2 separate regions of the Homo sapiens genome follow, and region 1 is linked to region 2. Evidence: chromatin loops called from intact Hi-C (ENCODE). Cell type or tissue: B cell. All regions are shown on one strand. Links, peaks and the distances in the headings refer to the core of each region. The heading gives the core; the rest is flanking DNA. Region 1 overlaps GXYLT1 (glucoside xylosyltransferase 1). Region 2 overlaps PDZRN4 (PDZ domain containing ring finger 4).

Region 1 (9,120 bases), core at 439-8,438, 830 kb after region 2:
GCCACTGCACTCCGGCATGGGTAACAGAATGAGACCCTGTCTCAAATAAAAAAAAGTTATGGTAATATTAATAGATATCCTTATCTTCATTTTAACTGGAAAGCTCCTACTGTTTAGCCATTAAGCACAATGCTGCCTTTTGAAATGAGATAAAAATATAATACTAATAATCTATCAATTTATATTTTATGCTTTTTTAAAATAAAAAAGATACTGAATTTAGTGCTTTTTCAGATACTGAATGTAATGCTTTTTTCTTAATGCTCAAAACTTGTTATTTGAAAACCCAAAGTTAAATACTTAAGGGAGCAAGAAACTGAGTCCAATGAGAACTTGGTGTTGGAAGGGGTAGAAGTGAATACCGGGCCTTTTAGATCTATGTGACTCGGGGACTATCCAGAGTAAAAACCAGTATTCTTCATAGTGCAGTTCACAGCAGTTCACATAGTGTGCTACTATGTAAATTTTTTCTATGTCCTCAATAAGATTAAGTAATTAAGTATAGAAATTAAGAGTAAGATTTAGAAACTTTTACAGCAAGTTAACAGTTTTATGTGTACTTAATATATTTCTCTAGTAATCTCTCTTTTACAAAAGTATTGGCTCATAACATACTGAAAATTTTTTAAAAATTAATCTTTTGCCATAGTTTGAGAAACATTGTTATAAGTCATTTTATAATTTATATTAAATTCAGTGACGATATAAACAATCTATCCTTTAAAAAAGAGAAGGCCAGAATTCATGAAAAAAAAAAAATCCACATACTTAAATTGATGTGCTACAACTGCATTATTATCCTTGTGTGAAATTTCTTAGAACACAGTAAATAGTAATTATAATCAGAATTTTTTTTAATCTGGAAAATGACTAAAACAAGTTTTACTTAAGGAAACAATTTGAAAAGATAACTCTTAGAAATAAGTCATTGAGTATGTTAAGGAAATATTCTTAGGATCTGAAAAGAAAAATATCAATTACACAAGGACAAAAACCAGGAACACTTTCAACAGACAGAACTGGTGGAGCCCTTGTACAACACCATGTTAAAGTCTTCATGTGATTCTATCTATTCAAATATACACAGAAATACAGATACATATTTAAATTATAAAAACCAATATAAATCAAATATATATATTTGAATATATATCTTACAAGAAATGTACCTATTCAAAGAGCATCAATGAAATACAAAATTAAGAGTTCACTGCAGTCTTAGGAAAAAAATAAAAAGGGAAAAAAACCTTAAAGAAAAAAGTCCCATTAGAAAACTATTTGGAAAAGAAGCGATAACGCTAGTATTATTTGCTAATGATATAACCTAGATTATCCAAGACAACCAATGAAAAGCTATGAGAAATGAGTTTAATAAAGAGGTATTACATATAAAAGGAGTTCAAGTCAATAAGAAAGAGAAAACCAAGAAGTGGGCAAAGGATATGGGCAAGCAGCCATTCACAAAAGAAGAAACAGAAATGGCTACAAATTATAAGAAAAGATTTTTAACCACACCGGTAGTATAGTCAAGAAAATATGAATTTTAAAATATATTTTCAGCCATACAACTACATATCCATACTAGGTACACACAAAAAGAGAAAATAAAATCATCCATTCTCCACATCATACACACATTAAAAATGTGATTATGTGTAATGACATAGAAGTCAGTCAACTATATATTTACTAAATGAAAAAAGCTGAAGATGTATAAAAGAATCCTATATCTAAATGCTAATGCACACCTATGCTTGTTTCAAAATACTTTTTTTTTTTTTTGAGACAGAGTCTCACTCTGTCGCCCAGGCTGGAGTGCAGTGGCGCAATCTTGGCTCACTGCAACCTCCACCTTCTGGGTTCAAGTGATTCTCATGCCTCAGGCTCCCGAGTAGCTGGAATTACAGGCACCTGCCACCATGCCTGGCTAATTTTTGTATTTTTAGTAGAGATGGGGTTTCACCATATTAGCCAGGCTGGTCTAGGACTCCTGACCTCAAGTGATCCACCTGCCTCGGCCTCCCAAAGTGCTGGGATTACAGGCATGAGCCACTGCACCCAGCCTCAAAATGCACTTTTTAAAAGGTCCAAAGAACACATAGCCAAGTTTATAGTGTCACTCTGGGTGGAGGCATGAAAGTGTGAAGAGATATGTCAAGGGGAGACCTGTCTTTTCATTCTACATAAAATTACTTTTTTGAATCTTTATAAGCACAATTTAGTTTCATAACATTTAAAACAGAAAACTGTAGTTCTAATTTTACAAAATTTAGCAAACCTATGACCAAATACATGTATGTTACATCAAGATCAATTAGTTTCATTTTTTGAATTAAGCATGCTTTGAAAATGAATGGACTGTCATTATCAGCCTGTCCTATACATACATATAAAATTAAAGCGCATTCACATTATGCTCCAACAAAAAAGTGGGAACTCATCAATTCCCAAAGATTAGTTACTTCACTTTAAAAAGTTCTACCCCTTTGGCAAGATGTTCGTTGTTGTTATTCTGCTCTCATAAGCTATGTACTAACACAAGAAAACTCTTTATCACATACATCTTACAAATATGTAAAAGCATTGTATCTACTTCATACAAAGTGTTCCCTTTTCCAGTATTTTTCAATTCATTAATGGCCTAGTTTCTAAAACCTTCATCTGACTCTCCTTTGCTAGCAATTATCTATCAAGTTGCTACTTTATGTCAGACACTGTGCTAAATATTCTTAATATAAAGCTGTATAAAAGACACATCCTGCCCTCAGTAGGTGGAGCAAACAGACAAAAAAATACTCTACAAAATAATATATAGAAAGCTGAAAAGGGCAGAGTAAACAAAGAAAAAATTCCCACCATGTCTAATTTATACTCTTTGGTTTTTCTCTAATAAACAGGAAAAGGCTAAGAAATACAGTAATACATTTTTTAGAAGGAGAGAAAATAAATACCCTAATAGGGATTCAACACGGCAAATACGATACTGCAAAATAGAACGTAATCATTTAACCAATGTTATTCATTATCTAGCAAATATACAATTATGAGATTAAAAATTATGATTTTTAAAAAGTTGTATTTAATATTTAATTTAATTTAATAATTATTTCATTAAATTAAATTATTTGAATTTAAATTTTTTAATTTTTTTTTTCTTTTGAGACAGAGTCTCACTCACATTGTCACTCTGTAGCTCAGGCTGGAGTGCAGTGGCCCAATATCAGCTCACTGCAACCTCTGCCTCCCTGGTTCAAGCAATTCTGTCTCAGCCTCCCAAGTAGCTGGGAATACAGGCATGCACCACCATGCACAGCTCATTTTTTCTATTTTTAGTAGAGATGGGGTTTCACTGTGTTGGTCAGACTGGTCTCACACTCCTGGCCTCAAGTGATCCACCCACCTCGGTCTCCCAAAGTCTTGGAATTACAGGCGTGAGCCACCACACCTGGACCTATTTTAACTTTTTAATATACATAACTATAATACACCAGGTTCGAAATGAACAGCCACAAGTAGTAAGAACCAGGTGACAGCAAGGCAAATAAATAAACTATGACCTTTGTCCTAAATTTTTATTGTGGCTGTACATGGGTTAAGAACCATGAAGCAACAATCGTGGATCTGTATAAAACAGTTTGGAAAGTGATTATAAGTAACTCAGTTATATTGCTAAATTTCTAAAATTTAAGATCTGTGCTAGAAACTGTAAAACTGGTAGGAAAAACCAAGACAATGTTTTGCTATAGATATAAAGATCAAGAAAAATAAAAATATATGAGAAAAGGAATTAACAATCAATAAATTTTGCAGGACCATCTCGACAATCCTAAGTATAATAAAATATTTGAAAACAAAGCAAATCTGAGTATGTTCCCAAGGAGCAAGAACAGGGTTGTTTGTAACACAGGAATAGTAGGTGTGAAGTAAATTATACCTGCCAAATTAACATACAACCAATCATCTTGTGTTTTTTTTCACAGTCATTAATGTGCAGAAGAAAAAAAGGTTTGAAAGTTTAGAAATTATTCCAACTCCCATAACTACACCTCTAGGTAGCTTAGAACATGTCACAGAAAAAAAAAGAAAAAGGGAAAGGGAGAAACTATTATTTATGAATGATATTTAAATAAGTAATAGGTAAGTTAAAAACAGTAAATCTGGCCAAGCGCAGTGGCTCACGCCTATAAACCCAGCACTTTGGGGGTTTGAGGTGGGAGGATCACATGAGGCCAGGAGTTCAAGACCAGCCTGGGCAACTCTTTTTCTGTAGAGACTGTTCTCTACAAAAAAGTAAAATAAGAACAAAATAATTTTAAAAACAATGGATTTGAACTATATAGCTATTTTTAAGTTGTAATCAAATGGTGTTATATTATCTCTATAGTTCTTTGCAACACTAAACTTCTATTAATTTCATAAATTTCAAATGCAGTTATTGAGAAGTCACATTTTTTTTTTTTGCAGATAATCTTACAGCACCATCTTCTGGTATAAGATCACTGTGCACAGTCTAACAATCAGAAAATAACAATCATGTTACTATCTTAGTTTTACTATATTTAGTAAAACTTTACAGTACATGAAATTTAAAAATTCAAGACAGAATAACAAACTTGGTAACCAAAGAGAGATGTTCTCTGTTAAACAAGAGCAGAGGTTACCTAACACTGGGCTTATTAATGCAATCAGTTGTGGGAGACAAAACTAAATTTAAATCAGAATTTTAAAAAGATTCAGAAAAGGGAAAGCTAAAAAAAAAAAAAACTAAGTTTAAGATCAACAGAATAGACAAGTGACAGGTAATAGCTGTCAGACTTCTAAGACTGAAGTGTTGGCACATGGTAATGGCTACAGCAGTACTGCTGCCTATACCAAAGGTAAGAGGAAACAGTTCCAAATGAGGAAAAGACTTAAATCAGACATGTAGAAAGAATAAACTCCATTCCACCAGATACCATGTGAAAAACGCATGACAAAAATACATACATATAAATGTACACATATATCACAAAAGACATGATATCCCTTAATGTTTAATTTAGTCCTAATGAGATATAAAGGAATAAACAGTAACTCTATACTCCTAGAGGGTATAGTGTTTGCTCAGAAGTCACTGTTTTTAGCTAACATTTTACTGCTTACTTCCTGTCACGCTCTATTAAGAATTTTCAACAGATCTCTTTTAAATTAACTTAGTTAAGTCTGTTTATTATCTTATTCAGCTGAGAGAATTCATACTTAAAAGTTAACTAAGTGGCTAGTAGTTAAGTACTGCACAGGAGGCAAAGCTACACAGAAAGCCAGTCTGATTCCAGAGCAAGCAAACTACAGTGACTTGCAACTTAGATATACAACTAATCTACATGAAACTGGTAAATATTAGTACATACTGATGAAGTCTAAATGCACATTCAGAGAATTTAAATAGTCTGACTTTTCTACTGACCACACAATTTGAAAGACTGGAAACACGCAGGAATTTTTTAAGTTAACTTCCAATAACACCATAATAGCTAACATTTACTATGTGTCAGCCACTGTTCTAACTCATTTACTCCTCACAAAAGTCCCAAGACATTGGTAGTGCTATCATTTCCATTTTACGGGTGAGAACAAACAGGTTGCAGAGTCTATGCTCTTAACTGCAACTCCATGTTGTCCCTAAGGTATATCATAATTTAGATTCTATGTATTCTATGAATGTACAACTACAAAATAACATCTGCTTCCTGGAATGGCAATCTAGGGAGAAGATGTTCACTACTTAGGGCATTGTTATTTTACTCCATTGTCATGTCATCTGGTTTGACCTATTGTAATGCTCTGTTAAACAGAATAATATGAACACACTTCTAGATAAATCTAGATATTTATATTCTTCTAATGAGATTATTCTAAATAGAAAAATTATTTATAGTTCAATTTAGTTTTTAATAAAATTTAGTTTTATTAAAAACAATTTAGAAGGTTTTTAGAGAAATGTTAACAACTACCTGTATTAGTGACTTACCTTGAAATACTTCCTTCTCATTCGAGTCATGTTCATCAACATAACTCCAGAGTTTACTCCAGTTTTTCCATAATATGGATGCCTAGCAAAGCGATTATACCATCCTATTCGAGGTTCCTCATGTTCTGGTGCCATTGCAGCAATTTGTGTGGAATTAAATTTCTTTAGTAAAGACCAAATATCATCAACTGGTCGTAAAAAAAGGATATCAGTGTCGACATACAATAGTGAGTCAACTTCTTTCAGGATTAACTACAAGGAGAGATATTTGAATGATTAACTATAATTCTATTTTAAAAAGAAACATAAAAGCACCTCTAATTGTGTAAGATACACCTAAGAGATTAGCTAATTTATATTATTTTATTTTAAGGTAATCTTTCCTAAATCTGTCATTTTTAACAATAGCATATATATAAAGATACTATGCTAACCTTCATATTAACTTTCAGAGAAGATATGAAAACAAACCAAAACAAAATACTCAATTATAAAAATTGAGAGAATAATATGAAATCTTCAAAGATCAGGGAGGAAATGTTTTTCATAATGGATAATAACATTAACTTAGGTAAATTTATATCTTGAATCCTAATTTCCTGAGATAAATACAGAAATAAACCAATACAAATAAAGATTTTCTGAACTTATTCCCCTTGGCCTGTAACACTGGCATCTTTACATCATTTCGGTTTCAACTAGTAAGTGGTAGAGCCAAACTGGAACCCAGGCAATCCAGATTCAGAGTCCATACTCTTATTTCTAGGTTGTGTCCCAACGAATCAAAGCAAATGTGCACCTAGCAAGGGTAAAGGCTTGACTTTAGGGTAAAGCCAGAAAGACTGGCTATGTTGCACTTTCTAAGAGATAAATCTTCAACATGTGCCTTCCCTGGGGAATTTTAAGGATAATTATTATTATTTTTCTTTTTTTTTTTTTTTTTTTTGAGACAGAGTCTCACTCTGTCACCCAGGCTGGAGTGCAGTAGTGTGATCTCAACTCACTGCAACCTCTACCTCCTGGGTTCTAGGCATTCTCCTGCCTCAGCCTCCTGAGTAACTGGGATTACAGGCATGCATCACCACACCCGGCTAATTTTTCATATTTTTAGTAGAGATGGGGTTTCACCATCTTGGCCAAGCTGGTCTTAAACTCCTGACCTCAAATGATTCACCCATCTCGGCCTCCCCAAGTGCTGGGATTACAGGCACGAGCCACTGTGCCCAATCAAGGATAATTTTTCATTTCTGCCTTACCCATGAACTTTAGGTTCTGACTCCTACAAATTTAAATTTACCGCCTATCCTGGTTTATTAGTAAGATTCAATAAATAGGTGAATCTAAACCTTTTTAGTTAAGACATAATAGGAGCTTGATCCTAGTTCTGCTACTTTTCAAAGCTGCTACTTCTTCCTGCAACTAAAGCCATCACCTTAATGAGCAGCTACTAGGCTGAAATCACCTCATTCCTCCCTTATCTCACTATCAGCTGATTTAATATCAGGATGGGCAAAAAAATCTGATGGCTGACTGCAGGGCCTGAGTAGGGAAGGTTCACTTGGTCAAAGACCTCAACTAAAAGGGAATCTGTGGCCAGGCATGGTGGCTCACGCCTGTAATCCTAGCACTTTGGGAGGCTGAGGCGGGCAGATCACCTGAGGTCAGGGCTTCGAGACCAGCCTGACCAATACGGCAAAACGCTGTCTCTACTAAAAATACAAAAATTAGCCAGGTGTGGTGGCGCATGCCTGTAATCCAAGCTACTCGGGAGGCTGGGGCAGGAGAACCGCTTTAGCCTGAGAGGCAGAGGTTGCAGTGAGCCAAGACTGCGCCAGTACACTCCAGACTAGGCAATAGAGCAAGACTCTGTCTCAAAAAAAAAGGTGTTGGGGGAGGGGGCTGGGTGGAGTCTGTATGTCTATCTCACTTTTTTGAGGGGTGGTGGAGTTAGAATTGTTTTTAATAGCAACATTCTACATCTGTGTCACATCTGTTTACAGATTACTATATTCTTAGCAGAGTAGGAAGAAGCTACATAAAGCTTCAAGTTCAATGCTGGGAGCCACTACCAGCTGGAAATCAGACATGGTTAAATCATAATCACCTATGTATAGTTCTGATTCCTTTCAGTTGAAAAAGGCATTGGCACAGTTTACATTAGTTCTTTTCATGCATCTATTTTAAAGGAAGAGAAACTCAGCAAAAAAGTTTATCACTATAAAAAAATAAAGCACCAATTTACTTAAATCTGGTTAAAACGATTAGAATTAACAATAAAGTATGAGGTCAATTTGACAGGTTTCAAGTAGTTCTTGTACTTAAAATTCCATTTAGGGATTTAACTAGATTACATCATTAAATGATCTGGCAAATTTCATGTAACAACATCAACAATTAAACTTGTTAATAAAGTGTTAACAAAGTGCCATGGTGCCAAGTGTTAATAAAGTACCATAACAAAATGGCAGAGAAATGGCCAAAACCTCACATCTTTCTTTCATCTCTTATTGTTTTTTCAATACTATTTGTGTGATTATTTAATGTCTGTCTCCCACATCAGACAACAAGCTCTATGAAAAGAGGAAACCTGTGTGTTCTATTCATTCCTATATACCCAGCACTTCAGTATAGATGACTGACAAAAACTAGGCACTCACATATTAATTAAATGACTGACACTGCAGTCATTCAATATAAAACTTATTTCAAAAACTTACAAAACCTACGTGAAGTATCTAAAACTTTTTTTTTTAACCAATCTTAATCCCTTATTTGTGTGCTTTTTACAATGGAAGAGAAGAGAAAGATCCTAGGATATAACTTTTTAGGGCGGAGCAACAAACATACTGGTTAGACTGACTTTTTTATCAATATTATAACTTAATCTTACAGATATCCTGGATTCAATAAACCATATTCTTAATAAGCTAGGAATTCCCTTAATCCACTTAGCAATAAGAAGTAACTGAAGGTTCTTCCCCATAATTTATATAATTTCCGGAACCTTGTGTGCTTCTTAAATTCAGTATTTCTACCATAAGTATTCTCCATGTATTTAAGCTGCAAAACTGTAAGTATTTAAATATCATAATGGTCTAAACAACTACTGT
Region 2 (9,120 bases), core at 386-8,385:
GAAGATTGCATAAGACAGTATGCTGGCAAGCGCAAGAATGATCAAACCTGGTTGTGGAGAGTGTCATGAAAGTCATTATAACCAAATCTGAAAATGCAGTTCCCCAGACGCTTAAAGAAGAAAAATGTATTCTGAAAAGAAGAAACAGTGAATTCAGGACAGAGAATGAAACAGTATAGCGTGATAGAAACTACAAGTAGCCTTAACTGTAACTTACATATAGGGCATCTCCCAGAGATGGGGGAAGTGATAAAGGGTGAAGCTAGTAAGGAACTTGTATGCTTGGAAGTTTTGACACTACTCTATAAATGATGTAGAAACCAATAAATGAAGTGTTTCATTAAAGAAAAAGTATATTCAGTCAGAAATTAGCAATTTTAGGAATTTTTATAATACCTAAAAAATGACTGAACATAAAATCTTATTTTTAATTGATAAAATATGTTTTCAGGTTTACCTGCAAAAACTATGGTTGATTTGCAAACATGTCTTATTATAGTAGAAAATTACCAAATGTATGCTATTTATCATTAAATTTACCTTCATGGCAGCAGATGCCAAAGAACTAGTTCAGCAATTATGCCTTAATGTCATCCCATTATCATTTATCATTTTTCTTAATGCATCAAGATCTAAAGTCCTTGAATGCAAGCTTGGTCAGCAACCATAGAAATATGGGGTTCATTTTGTCTTTACTTTGTCATAAAAGGGGTCTTGCCTTCTTCTATGTGGGACATGGCATTTAAGTTAAGTTCATATAACTTTTTAAGTAAGGACATTATATATTTTTTTCATTTTGTACTGGGATAACTACCTCACCAATAAGTGGTAGAATAAATTGTAGCCACATGTCAAAAAGTAGGTCATCCTAATGAGTGTGTGTAAAGCTGGTATTTTCCTTTTGAAAATGTCAGGGTTTTTAAAAAAACAGAACAGAAATATGTTTTATTAATAACCACTCTGTGTATTGTGTAGTTAAAATCTTTGACTATATAACCTCTTTCATACCAAGCATTATTTAAAATAATAAATCTTTCAAAATTTAAATAGATATGGCACAAAGGTGCAATTTGAAGGAATATATAGAGTTGATCATTATAAATGGAAAACGCTTAAAATGCTGAGCTTGTTTCTATGTTTAGTGAACACTTCCTAGTTTAAGCTAGAGAGAAGGATTGCCTGAATTAATGAAAGTTCCGAATTAGAAAATATTTTGGAAGCAAATATAGTACCATAGATGCTCAGGGATATTAGAAGCCATTTTTAAATACCAACTAAAGTCTATGTAACATTGACATTATCTCTACCTCTTGTATCCCTAGACACTACTGAAATACCTGAATCCATGGTGGAGAGCAGATCTCCCAAGACAGCCTGCTTCTTCTTCAGATGATTCCATTAGGAAAAGTTTTCTTATATTTTGCCAAATCTATCATAGCTAGCATTCCCTGGCTCAAACTTTGCCTGGTGTGTTCATGAAGTATACACCCTTGAAATATCTGAAGACAGTTAAAGATTAATTCCCTTCCTGTTTACTGAATCACTGGACTCGCCATTAGGGAAATGTGGTAGGAAAAAAATGCTCTGAAATCAGTCAAATATTTGCAAAGTCTCCCAGTGAATTATTATAGACAGAACAATTTTGGCTGACAGTATAATTAGGTAGATTCAGGCCCAAGAGCTCATTGGTGGGTCAGTGTCGGACTAGGCACCTGATGCATCTATGTAGTCCAGATGCTACAGGGATCAGTGCTTTAGACTAAGATGCTGAACATTTTAACTCATGAATAAGCTGAGAGGCTTGACTGGCATGGGATCAAACTGATGCCAGAAGCAACTCTGGAAGGGAGAGTGGATATGCCTAACGACAGTTATCCCAGGGAACTGTGTGGCTCATTTCCTCATTTAATTAAAGTCTCTGATAAAAAGTCCGTATTTCAGATAGCCTCTGTCTTACCACCTTATAAAATTAGCATTCTTCCCCATCATAACTCTCTTACTGGCTCATTTTTCTTCATAATGCTTACTACCACTTGTTGTATATTTATTTATCAGTTTACTTGAACTAACCCACTAGAATGTAAGTCCCAATATTTTATAGTTTTCATTGCCAAAAATTCAATCTTTCAGTTCTTTCCCATTAAGTGATTTTGAGGCCAAGTTGTTGGCAGGATTTTTGCAGTGGCCTGAATAACAAACTTAGAAGAAGTGAGCTCAGTGGAGTGACAGGGGAGGCAGGAAGGAAATAGATCCTCTCTGCTCCACATCTTTACACACTGCATGCTAGGGTCTGTGCTAGGCGGTTGGTGTAATTTTTATTTATCTCCCTTAAAATTTTATAAGAGTATACTGTGGATTTTTTTAAAAAAATAATCATTTCTGAGGGATTATTACATATAAGGCTATAGATATATAGTAAGTAAAGGAGATAGGATTCAAACCCAAATATGGCCACAAGAGTAGGAAATAATTTTTAATATCTGCCTACAAAGGTTTCAGTGATGAGTATAAAGCATTTCACTTTTTAAAATAAAAATGGAGACTCATTGAATCTAAGGAAATAATTTAGAGAAAATGTACAGGCTGGATGTGAAAAATGAAGGTGATTTTGAGGGATGTGAGACTAGAGAAGACTATGATAGTACTTGTGAGTTTCGGAGTTGGGTAAATGGTTACAGGCAGAGGAAACTCCAGATTTATATGCTTTTCTATCTTGGTAGATGTGGTTGACTAGCAGTAGTTTCACAGTTGTTATTAATGAGAAGGGTGAATGGTGTAGGAAGCCTAGGACATTCTCGATAGGGATGACAGCAATCCCAAGGGACAAATATTGGTCCTTGGAGGGCAAGAAAGCTTACATATTACAATGGTTTGTGGCTCTCCAAAGAACTGCAGTATGTAAACAGATATACAGCATATTTGTGGTATTAAAATTTCATATGGAAGGTGGTGGGGAGATAATGGAAACCAAAAAGAAACAGGGACCTAATACAAGAAAGCAGAAACCATACAAGAAAATGATTTATACAAATAAGCTCTTCTCTGGTGTTTTAAGAACCCTTTTTAGTATATTATAGTTATTGTAGCAGTTTAACGAGTAGACCCTGGCCTCAGATAGATTCAGATAGACCTGGGGATTATTTTATACACGTCATAGTTCATATATTTATATGAAATATGAATATATTTATGAAATATGAAAATATATATTTCATATATTCATACATCATATTTATACATGTCATATTTCATATGTGTCATAGATTCTGCTAAGTGTTTCCCATTATATAGTCATTGATTAAAGCCTTGCAATAAATTTATGAGAAATTCTTTGAATAAAACTTACCCAAAGTCACACAGCTCTTAATGTTAGGGCCAGCAATCACTATGAGATTTATTTTCCTAATACACTGGGAATAGAAGGTAGTCATACTATTCTGCAGATTACAAGAATCACATCAGCTAATGTATGTAAAGTACTAAGCAAAGTGCCAGGCAGGAATGTTAGCTACTCTTATTATCTATCTATGGTCAGTACCCTATATTTGTCTGGATAAACCAGAGTCAGCAGTATTTACCATTCTTAGAGACCCAGTTCTACTTTAATAATAATGTCATGCATAATGGTTAGCTAGTGTGACAAATGTACCACACTAATGCAAGATGGTAACAAGAGGGGAATCTGGATATATGGAAACTCTCTGTACTATATTTACCACTTTTCTCTAAATCTCAATGTATTCTAAAATATAACAATTCTTTAAAAGAGATTCACTTCTAGCAACAAATTGAGTATGTTGTTGTAAATTGCAACTTTAAAAATCAGTTTCATAAATTCAGCAGAACAATGAAAATGCAAAACAGACAAAAAACAGTAATGAGCGTGCACAGGAATTTTAAACATTCCATACATGAACCAGCAGATGGCAGAGTACGCAAGCATCTGAACTTGGGTACTAAAACCCTGCTTCCCATCAAATGAAGCCTTTTCATTTTTCACGTAGTTTTAGTTAATTTATAGGGCCAACGATATAAAATCCTGCTGCCCCTAACTACAAGGCCGTTGCTGAAAATAAAACGGGCGTGAGTTCTGGGTGGATTTGTTAGCTCACAGGCACTGCAGAGGCGAATTTCCCACTGAGGAAAGAGTCCGCTTTCATTCTGAGCGTTGTGAACTCAGTTTATGCACCAGTGCAGATATGATGTCTATAAACAGATGGCCGGCCTTCTTATCCCAATCTCTTTCTCACCTTACGCTCACTGTGGTGATAGCTCACCTGGTCCAGGTGGGTGGATGATTGACTCTGTAGACCAGACTAGCTGGACTAATCAGTGATCCCCAGCTGTGCTGACACTAATCTAGAGTTACTGCTGGAACGAAAGTCTAACCTCCAACTGAAATAAGGTTGGTGAACAGCTCTTGTTGCAACGATTGAAGAGACTCTGCTGCTCTTTGGTGTGTAGGAAAAGTAATGTTTGTTAGAGGTAATCAATTTCTCTTTGGTAGATTAGCAGCTATAAATAGAATTCACATACAGAGGTTCCGTATGGATAAAGATGATTTTCTTTTCTTATGTCTAGGGGAGAGGAAGATAATTTATGTGAGCAAGTGAAAGGTGATGTGGAATAAAAAGGATATTAGTTAGACATTTTAGTCCTCGGCAAAGAATTTAAGGCTAATGGCCTCCATCTGATCCAAAAGCCAATTATGCTAATGACGCTCTTAGATGTAAAAGCTGTAGCTATAAGTCAACACAGACTTTTGGCACTCAATATGTTTGCATGGACACTAAGATGATCCTTTTCCTCCTGTTCCCTGGCTGTACTCAAAATTCAAATCCCTTTTACCTTTTGTTATATGCGTGACTCATAAGATAATAAGACTGAAAGAGGAGGCTTTTTATAAGGCCATGATTGGATATATCCTCCAAGCTAAGTCTTATGTTATATTCAGAAGTCATGGAAGAAAAACATAGACACAAGATACCAGAAAAGGTTGTCATCTCCCTATCCAGGATAATGTTTTTCACCAAATTCAAGGAGACTTTTTAATTTCTTTTGTTCAGAAGGTTAATCATTGAGATGGGTTAATGTACACACATTAGTTAATCTTAGCAGTCTGTTAAATGAACAGGTTTATTGACTTTACAAAAGATTACTTTGTGTAACGATTACATTGAAAGAGCAGAACTCAATATGGTGCAATATAAAGCATTATTTTTCCTTCCACTGTCCCTAAAACCCTGCTAGAGGGGCCAGCTATTTCTGTGCTTCTGATGAAAAGTGAAAGCAGTCCCATAGCTTCAGTAACTTTTAATTATAAAAACAGTCTCTTAATAATCAAAATTCCCTACCTCATTCAAAGTTAAACCTTGTCCAGTAGTTCCCTTGAAAGTCCTTTTACTCAAGATAGAGATAAGGGAACAGCGGAAAATGCTACATCACAACAACTGTTCCTAAGGAAATTCTATTCCAAACACTCCCATCCTTTGAACTTTCTAATTTCTAAATATCTTCTTAGTGCGGATTAAATGGAGGGTCTCAGTATTTGTTTTGGGATGCCATTTTAGCAAGCCCTGCATAGTGATGGAGCCCCTACTAAGGATGCATGGATAAAGGCCCTTATCTCAGCCTTTCAGCCTTCAGCTAAAACAGAAAGAAAAAGTCCCAGTTAAATATCCTGCCATATTTATAACTCCAGAAGGATTTTTGGGACACTAAAAATAAAGGCAGGGTGACATAAAAATAACGATGTGCTAGGATTCTTGTTAAGTGACTCTCAAAGGGCACTGGGAAACCAGTTACACGCAGGGTTCGGGTATACAGTGTTTTTCAAATGTTTGGGTTGGTAACATTTGAGAATCAATGCTCTTTTATACTTTAAACAAATCAGTCATTCTTGACATAAGTCATTTATAAAATAAGAATGCTGAACTAGAGAGATGTATAAGATTCCCTTAAACTCAAAATTATTTAAGAACTTTCTTAAGCAATCAAAAAGAGAAAATAAAATTGTCAAAATATTATTTCTAGTCATCTCAGCTTTGATTTTGTTTACATGAAGTAGGCAGGCAGTTTTTAAAACCTAAAAAGCTAAAACGTGTTGGCCCAATTTATGAACTTAAATGAGAAGCAGCATCTTCATTTTATAAAAAATGATGGTCGTGGTATTTAAAGATGGGTAGTAGTTTCCAACAATAAGTAGGAGCCACTATTATTGAATAATTAGTTTCTATTTTGGTTTTTCTAGGAAAGCTTGTATTTATTTATTTATTAACCTAAATAAGTCTCTGTGTCCTCAGATAAGAATATTAATTGACCTGGCTCCAGTCTGTGTGAAATGTGAATTTCCTTAAAACTGAAAATGTAGAAATCAAACATATTACTATTTCAAGGAAGTACTAATGTTTTCAATAGAGGGAAGAAGACATGGGTTGAAACAAAGAACTAGAGTTGGAGATAATTATAGTAGTATTGAGGATAGCCTATAAAGAGACAATAATGATTAATAAAAGCCCACCTGCAAGGCATATAAGAAGATTTTTAAAACTTGAAGACTTCTTTTTTCCATCAGTCTATAGAACTGTAAGGTAGAAAACAGCAACATAGGGAATTCCTGGGCAAGATGGCCGAATAGGAACAGCTGTGGTCTGCAGCTCCCAGCAAGGCCCATGCAGAAGGTGGGTGATTTCTGCATTTCCAACAGAGGTACCCGGTTCTTCTCATTGGGACTGGTTAGACAGTGGGTGCAACCCATGGAGGGCGAGCAGAAGCAGGGTGGGGTGTCGCCTCACCTGGGAAGCACAAGGGGTCAGAAAAATCCCTCCTTTTGCCAAGGGAATCCCTGAGGGACCCTGCCATGAGGGACGGTGCTATGCAGCCTAGATACTATGCTTTTCCCAGGGTCTTTGCAACCCACAGACCAAGAGATTCCCTCGGGTGCCTACACCACCAGGGCCCTGGGTTTCTAGCACAAAATTGGGCAGCCATTTGGGCAGACACTGAGCTAGCTGTGGGAGTTTTTTTCCGTACCCCAGTGGTGCCTGGAATGCCAGCAAGACAGACCCGTTTACTCCCCTGGAAAGGGAGCTGAAGCCAGGGAGCCAAGTAGTCTTCCTCAGCGGATCCCACCCCCATGGAGCCCAGCAAGCTCAGATCCACTGGTTGAAATTCTGGCTGCCAGCACAGCAGTCTGAAGTCAACCTGGGACACTCGAGCTTGGTGCGGGGAGGGGCGTCCGCATTACTGAGGCTTAATTAGACAGTATTCCCCTCACAGTGTAAACAAAGCTACCAGGAAGCTCGAACTGGGTGGAGCCCACCGCAGCTCAGCAAAGCCACTGTAGCGAGACTGCCTCTCTAGAGTCCTCCTCTCTGGGCAGGGCATCTCTGAAAGAAAGGCAGCAGCCCCAGTCAGGGGCTTATAGATAAAACTCCCATCTCCCTGGGACAGAGCACCAGGCAGAAGGGGTGGATGTGGGTGCAGCTTCAGCAGACTTAAACGTTCATACCTGCAGGCTCTAAAGACAGCAGCGGATCTCCCAGCACAGCGTTCCAGCTCTGAGAACGGACAGACTGCCTCCTCAAGTGGGTCCCTGACCCCCGTGCCTCCTGACTAGGAGACACCTCCCAGCAGGGTTTGACAGACACCTCATACAGGAGAGCTCCAGCTGGCATCTGGCAGGTTCCCCTCTGGGACAAAGCTTCCAGAGGAAGGAGCAGGCAGCAATCTCTGCTGTTCTGCATCCTCTGCTGGTGATACCCAGGTAAACAGGGTCTGGAGTGGACCCACAGCAAACTCCAGCAGACCTGCAGGAGAAGGGCCTGACTGTTAGAAGGAAGACTAACAAACAGAAAGCAGTATCATCAACATCAACAAAACAGATGACCACGCAAAAACTCCATCCAAAGATCACCAACAGCAAAGATCAAAGGTAGATAAATCCACAAAGATGAGGAAAAACCAGTGCAAATAGGCTGAAGATTTCAAAAACCAGAATGCCTCTTCTACTCCAAAGGATCACAACTCCTCGCCAGCAAGGGAACAAAACTGGACAGAGAATGAGTTTGATGAATTGACAGAAGTAGGCTTCAGAAGGTGGGTAATAACAAACTCCTCCAAGCTAAAGGAGCATGTTCTAACTCAATGCAAGGAAGCTAAGAACCTTGATAAAAGGTTAGAGTAATTGCTAACTAGAATAACCAGTTTAGAGAAGAACATAAATGACCCGATGGAGCTGAAAAACATAGCACAAGAACTTCGCAAAGCATACACAAGTATCAATAGCCAAATTGATCAAGTGGAAGAAAGGATATCAGAGGTTAAAGATCAACTCAATGAAATAAAGCATGAAGGCAAGATCAGAGAAAAAAGAATGAAAAGGAATGAACAAAGCCTCCAAGAAATATGGGACTATGTGAAAAGACCAAACCTATGTTTCACTGGTGTACCTGAAAGTGACAGGGCGAATGGAACCAAGCTGGAAAACACAGTTCAGGATGCTTTCCTTGCCTGATTGCCCTGAGGGATTTTGTCACCACCAGGCCTGCCTTACAAGAGCTCCTGAAGAAAGCACTAAATATGGAAAGGAAAAACTACTACCAGCCACTGCAAAAACATACCGAAATGTAAAGACCATTGACAGTATGAAGAAACTGCATCATCTAATGGGCAAAATAACCAGCTAACATCATAATGACAGAATCAAATTCATACATAACAATATTAACCTTAAATGTAACCGTGCTAAATGCCCCAATTAAGAGGCAAAGACTGGCAAATTCGATGAAGAGTCAAGATCCATTGGTGTGCTGTATTCAGGAGACCCATCTCATGTGCAACGATACACATAGGCTCAAAATAAAGGGATGGAGGAATATTTACCATGCAAATGGAAAGCAAAAAAAACAGGGGTTGCAATACTAGTCTCTGATAAAACAGACTTTAAACCAACAAAGATTTAAAAAGACAAAGAAGAGCATTACATAATGGTAAAGGGATCAATGCAACAAGAAGAGCTAACTATCCTAAATATATATGCACCCAATACAGGAGCACTCAGTTTCATAAAGCAAGTTATTAGAGACCTACAAAGAGACTTAGACTACCACACAATAATAG

The links. A loop is a pair of places that touch in the nucleus more often than their neighbours do. Peaks named below come from ENCODE experiments on the same cell type or tissue, not always from the same donor. Only the 100,000 strongest peaks of a DNase experiment are listed, where the experiment ranks them.
Region 1: a loop joins it to region 2, with 20 times the contacts of the local background. A loop is called at or near these places in 21 of 110 quality-filtered maps.

Annotation. Positions count from the first base shown.
Region 1 is chr12:42,099,808-42,108,927 of GRCh38, forward strand. It overlaps GXYLT1 (glucoside xylosyltransferase 1), which reads right to left. Exons shown (of 8, transcript NM_173601.2): 5 at 6,011-6,262. Among named protein-coding and RNA genes, the nearest start is that of GXYLT1, 41 kb to the right of the region's middle. In B cell, for the core only: CTCF peaks have their summits at 4,489 (motif pointing left) and 4,716; no DNase peak of the experiment used is centred there; H3K27ac peaks cover 708 bases.
Region 2 is chr12:41,273,301-41,282,420 of GRCh38, forward strand. All of the region lies in intron 3 of PDZRN4 (PDZ domain containing ring finger 4), which reads left to right. Among named protein-coding and RNA genes, the nearest start is that of PDZRN4, 90 kb to the left of the region's middle. RefSeq lists enhancers at 6,579-7,778, 6,695-7,246, 7,247-7,796. In B cell, for the core only: CTCF peaks have their summits at 3,920 (motif pointing right) and 4,120; a DNase peak (open chromatin) is centred at 3,941.